Regions from separate parts of the Homo sapiens genome. Here region 1 is linked to region 2. Evidence: chromatin contacts called from ENCODE Hi-C data. All regions are on one chromosome and are shown on one strand. Each heading gives the region's core, a stretch centred on a gene start or an enhancer-like site at or near the end of the contact. The rest is flanking DNA. Distances are from core to core; before and after follow the strand shown.

What was found. Hi-C counts contacts between places; a loop is a spot of excess contacts on that map. Pooled maps may share reads with other maps.
Region 1: a map of CD4-positive, alpha-beta T cell shows a loop between it and region 2 (2.5-fold over the local background). The contact joins the promoter of ZDHHC23 here to the enhancer-like site in region 2. A Hi-C loop is called at or near these places in 1 of 168 maps with a recorded cell type or tissue (CD4-positive, alpha-beta T cell) and 1 of 50 pooled maps.

Annotation. Positions count from the first base shown.
Region 1 is chr3:113,946,458-113,949,442 of GRCh38, reverse strand. ZDHHC23 (zDHHC palmitoyltransferase 23) reads right to left here and starts at 1,430. Exons shown (of 5, transcript NM_001320466.2): 1 at 1,253-1,430; 2 at 480-757. The coding sequence starts at 640. It overlaps GRAMD1C (GRAM domain containing 1C), which reads right to left. Exons shown (of 18, transcript NM_017577.5): 18 at 2,269-2,985. RefSeq lists silencers at 848-947, 1,298-1,797 and an enhancer at 1,512-2,012.
Region 2 is chr3:113,497,317-113,500,016 of GRCh38, reverse strand. SPICE1 (spindle and centriole associated protein 1) reads left to right here. Exons shown (of 18, transcript NM_144718.4): 4 at 435-578. It overlaps SPICE1-CFAP44 (SPICE1-CFAP44 readthrough (NMD candidate)), which reads left to right. Exons shown (of 52, transcript NR_183050.1): 4 at 435-578. Among named protein-coding and RNA genes, the nearest start is that of SPICE1, 16 kb to the left of the region's middle. Within about 2 kb of position 1,281, at least 3 of the 41 ENCODE cell types and tissues checked have a DNase peak (open chromatin) inside an H3K27ac peak, as active enhancers do.

The sequences.
Region 1 (2,985 bases), core at 181-2,680, 450 kb before region 2:
CCCAGAAACAAGGGGCAAGACCAGTACTAACAGCAGGAAAATGAAATTTCAACCCACAAGGCCCTCTGTGGTCAGGTGCCACCCAGTCCCAAGTAGTCAGTCTCTAAATGCTGAGACCTCTGAGAAGGCAGGAACTTTCTGGAACTATTGTGTTCATTTTAAACTTACAGATTCTGCTGGCTTGCATTTTATTTTATACTAACTTGCCTACTATCCCTTTAAACTGCCTGTTCTCTCCCTCATCTCTCTTTAAACGAAAAATAATATCCTATAAAACAGAGCAGACAGACAGCTGTGCACTACTGCGTAATCCATCTTTCTAAAATCCTCACACTTGACACAGAAGCCAACTCTCATTTTAGATGCTTGGAAATAGAATCAAGAGCAAATTCTAGCATTCTGGGTGGCTAGGTTGAAAGTACACATGGCAGTTCTCAGAAGGGTGATGGGGCCAGCGTCAAGAAATGCTCTGTTCTTACCGATCACACCCTTCATCCAGATCTTGACAATCACACAAACAAGTAGCCACGTGGTTCTTTTCCCCATTCCGATCTATGTACTCGCAGCAGCACAGGGGCTCCAATTCAGGTTCTTCGGTTTTCTTTTTCTTCACAGGCTTCATACTGCCCTTCTGTGTCATGATTTGCACCTGTCACCATGAGGCGTAAGAAGCCCTCAGAAGGTAAAGGTGGAAAGAACACAACTTACATCTCGTAAATAGGTCCACGCCTCTCTCTCTCTGCTTAACCTCCAACGCCTGAGCAATCAAAAATGAGAAGAGAGAGGGGGAGGGGGTCCCGTTTTCATCAGGCTTCTGTGGCTCCGCCTGGCCACACAGGGGGCTCCAGGGTTCTTGGAGGTCTGAGCTGCCTTCACCGCCCCTTCCCAGCCTGGGCAGGCGCCGTCTGGGCACCAGCCGTTCCTATGGCGACAGCCGACCACGCGTCCGGGACAGCCGGGGCGCGGGCGGTTGCGCTCACCTGCGGGTGCAGGCTGGGAGGGCCGAGCGGTCTCCGCTCCAAGCCTGGGCGCTGGTGGGAACTCAGCCTCGGGGCTATAGGGAAAGGCGAAGCATATGCCCGCTAGCAGCGGCTGACACACCAGGCTCCCTGGCAGTGCTCAGGGGTCGCGGTCCAGCCCAACTGGTCGGGCCCCTTGCAGGGTGCGCCTCTCCCGCCCCCGCCAATCCGGAGGACGTGGGCGGGCCTCGCGCACCACCCCGCCAGGAGAATGACCTTGGAAGGGAAGTTACCTGCCCTCTGGCCGGAGGTGCAACTGCAGCCAAAGAGGCGGAGGGGAGATGGGTCGGCTTCCCCGGAGGCACAGACGCGTCTCCCGATCTCTGCTACGCGGAGCCCCGGGCGTGACGGCAGGAGTCTCCGGGACCCGGGCTCCGCTCGGCCGCTCCCTCGCCGCAGCCGCCCACCTGTGACCACAGCCCGCCGCGGCCCGGGCGGCGCGCCCGCCTCCCCGCGCCGTCCCAACCGCCCCTCCGCCCGCCCGGCTCGGTGCGCCAGGTCCACGCGCGCTTCCGGGTGCCCCGCCCCCGGCGCCGGGGTTCCCCGCCTGTCCGCACGTGCGCCGCCCGCCTCCCCGCGGTGCCCGCGGGCGAGGCTCCTCCTCCTGGCCCGCGGCCCTGGCGCCGGGAAGGGGAAAATCGGCTCCCGAGAGCGCGTCCAGGAGGCAGGGGCAGGAGGTGGGTCCCGCACCTCCGGCCTGCCCCGCCACGCCACGCCCCGCCCCGCCCCAGAGGCGGCAGCCGGGCGCCGCCGGTGCCTGCGGGCGGCGCGCCGGTGGGACAGCCTCCGGAGCCCCGGGGTGCGGACGAGGTGCGGAGACGGAAATACGGGAAACCCGGGAACCCGGAGGATTTCCGAACTACGTGAGACCGTGGAGCCGCCAGCCTTCATTCAGACTCCGGCAACAGGCGGTGAGGGAGCTTTCCACCGCAAAATGTTATCCAAGTACCTCCCCCAGTTTCGCTGACCTTCTCTTAAAGGCCCATCACTGCTGCCGGATCTGTTCATTTAGCAACCTGTTCGTTTCATGATTTCTGGCTAGCAGCCTTTACATTGGACCAGCAGGCCTCGCTAGTACTTTTGTTCCAGTCGTCTGTGTATTTGAGATGAAACTGCCCTGAGATGAGAGTCCTTTTTGGGTTTTATTATTGCACAAAATTTCTTTAAAGAGTGTGGGCCCATGTACACGTTTCACTACCGCAGGCTTTCTAGTTTTGTTTTTAAGTAGAAAAAGAAGAAAAACTACAACTCAGAAATTTTCAATTTTATTAATATTCAATTTACGTAACAGGCTCAAATTTTATTAATTGAATTCTGCATCCATACGAATTTAGTCTTAATTTATAAAGCAACTTACTTCGATACTCTTCCTTGAAGTATGTTATAAAATACAACGTTTAAATAAACATCACAAAAATATTGTTTGTCGATCATTTTTGTGACTTTAACAGAGAAATCTTCAAGTTTATAATCCACTCATTCTTGCTTACAGCCAGACACTACATAAATCCTTACCAAAACAAAACAAACCCAGGTAGGTTCACTGTTACCCCTAGGTATGCTTCGTTGGAATTCACCCAGAGAAACCCATTTTCCCTCTAACGGAGTCAATACTTTCATTCTCTACAGGCATCTCAAAAATGACTATAATAATGCCATGTGGCTTTGGGGACTCTGGAGAAAAATGAAACATTTAATTAAAGGCAATAGTTGTTCAAACAGTAAGAATGTATACACAGTTTATATATAGATAGATAGATGGATATGTATTTTTTCCCCAGAGAAAGGGCTCAAGAGACAAAACAGTAAAACACTTCAACTTTCCCTAACTCTTGAAAAAATATCTGATTTTAAGTCAGTTTACAAAGTTCTTATTTTAATGAGCCACTTGTATGGAGACACATATGCATAAAAACTTTTTATGAAAGAGCCAAAGCTTGCATCTGAGTTAAAACTTGATAGTCAG
Region 2 (2,700 bases), core at 32-2,531:
CCAAAGATGACTCGGTGGATTTTGTACCTTTTACATTGTGCTCAGTTAGTGTGTGTATATGTGTGTATGTGTATGTTAAAAAAAAATGCTGGTTTTGACCCATGAATTGATTTTATCATCCATTAAGTGAGTCCCAACCTGTGGTTTGAAAAACACTAGTTTGCTGGATAGTCTTGCAGAAAAGTAGTAGAAATTATTATTTCTTTCTGTACATCTTTTAGGTAGGTTTACCAGTTCTATATACTGCTTTCTTTAAGATCATTTTTGAAAATTTAGGGGACTGAAAATTTTGGCTATGAATATATATAAACATGCACATATTGGACCAGAAAAAGTTTAAAAAGTGATGAACTAGAGTAGGTGATCTCATCATCTGAATAGGCAACTTCTTTGTGTCTGAAACATTCCTTTATGTACTTTTCTCTTCTGTATAGGTACGCCGTCATGAAATACACAAATCGAAGAATAGAGCATTAGTACACTGGGAACTCCAAGAAAAAGCTTTGAAGAGAAAATGGAGGAAGCAGAAACCAGAAACTTTAAATCTTGAGAAAAGAAGATTGTCTATCATGAAGGAGGTAATGCTAAACTGCATTAGAGTTAGAAAGAAAAAAAGGAGATAAATAGGGTTCTTTGTTTTTCTTCAATTTGATTCACGTTGGAGAGACTCTAGTAATCACTGCATTCTTATTCAATAATCTACATGTGGACTTCAAAAAAAGCAACAGAGTGGTGACTGGAGTCTGGTTTGGTGGTTTGAATTCCTGTTCTACTACTTACCAGCTGTGTGACCCTAAGTAAATTATTTAACTTTTCAGCCTGAATTTTCTCATATTTAAAATTATTATTTGCTTGTATTGCTATGAGATTTCAGTGATATAATACTTACAAAGTGAATAGCACAATCTTTGCTTATTCCTCTTTTTGTATATAAGCTGCTATAATAATTTTTCTCAGTAAAGTGATTAGCACAATCTTTTCTTATTCCTCTTTTTATATATAAGCTGCTATAATTATTTTTCTCAGTTTAACAGCAGTGCTGTTAGGTTACTTTGAAAAAAAAATGATGTTGTATGCTTGTCCAACTGAGTAATAAGCAACTTGTCTTTGGCTTAACCTTTTGCCAGACGTGGGGTGTTCAGATAAGTAATCAGATATGTAGGGATAAACAATATGGGAAATAAGAGGAAACTACAGCAAATAACCTTTTTAAATTTGAGCTGAAGTCATTGTGAAGGAATGTGCTTTGTCTGTAGTGTTGCTCCTTGTTCATATTGAAGCTTATGTACAGCACTTAGCTGTCTGACCTTTCACGGCAGCTTTGAATCATACATTTTCTTTTGAGGAATTTGTTAGGCTTCTTATTGAAATAAAGTCTCAGTCTTAGACATCATCAGGAAGAATAATATCTCCCAAATAAATGTTTACATGAGCTTGAGAAAAGAACAGTGGCTTGATTGAGAGAATGCTTCTTTACAGGTAAGTATCTTTTGGTGATCTTGGACAAGTCGCATACATTTAAATGTTATGGGGTAATTCTCAGTGAAAGGCCTAAAAACACAGATCTCACCACGAAAAAAGGCAGCCTGCTTGGATTGCATCAGACTCTGGGCTTATTTTCCTTTCTCTAGTGGTTCCTGCTCATGTCCTGAATTTCTCATACAAGTTATAGATGTGGTAGAAGTAGGTGTTTAAAGAAGGGTGGTGAGAGACGATGAGTGATGTTTCTTTGCCTTCTTTTTGTAGATCTGCTGCCTCAGGCACTAGTATAGTGGTTCTCAACTCTCACTGCACATTAGAATCAGTCAGGGTCAAGAAGCTCCATTAAAAAAATATATAACAGCTGGGTGTGGCAGCTCATGCCTGTAATCCCAGCATTTTGGGAGGCCAAGGCGGGCAGATCACCTGAGGTCAGGAGTTCAAGACCAGCCTGGCCAACATGGTGAAACCCCATCTCTACAAAAATACAGAAATTAGCTGAGCATGATGGCGGGTGCCTGTAATCCCAGCTACTTGGGAGGCTGAGGTGGGAGAATTGCTTGAACCTGGGAGGCGGAGGTTGCAGTGAGCCGAGATTGGTCCATTGCACTCCAGCCTGTCTCAAAAACAACAACAGCAAAACCAAAAAAAAAAAAAAGCCCTAAAGATTAGCTGGGTACAGTGGCAGGTGCCTGTAGTCCCAGCTACTCAGGAGGCTGAGGCAGGAGAATCGCTTGAATCCGGGTTGCAGTGAGCTGAGATTGTGCCACTGCACTCCAGCCTGGGCAACAGAGTGAGACTCTGTCTCAAAAAAAAAAAAAAAAAAAAAAGCTCTCTTTCTCTCTCTCTCTCTCTATGTATGTATGCATATATATATAACTATATCTGGACTCTATACCCAGAGATTCAGATTTAGTTGACCTAGGATGTGGCCCCATGTAGGTGTTTTTTAGACAGTTCCTATGTAATTTGAATGTGCTGCAGGGGTTGAGCACCTCAGCTCTCATCAGGATTCAGGTATTTTCTCTCTACCAGCATATCTTGGGATAATTTCCTGTCAGTGCTTAGACATCTACCTTTTCTTTTTGATGGCCATTAGCATATAGATGTACCACAATTTATTTATCCTGTGCTTTATTGGTGAACACTTAGGTTGTGTGTTAGAGTATAGTTTAAGCTTCTGGAAATAAAAAAATACCCTCCTATATGTTTTGCTTTAAA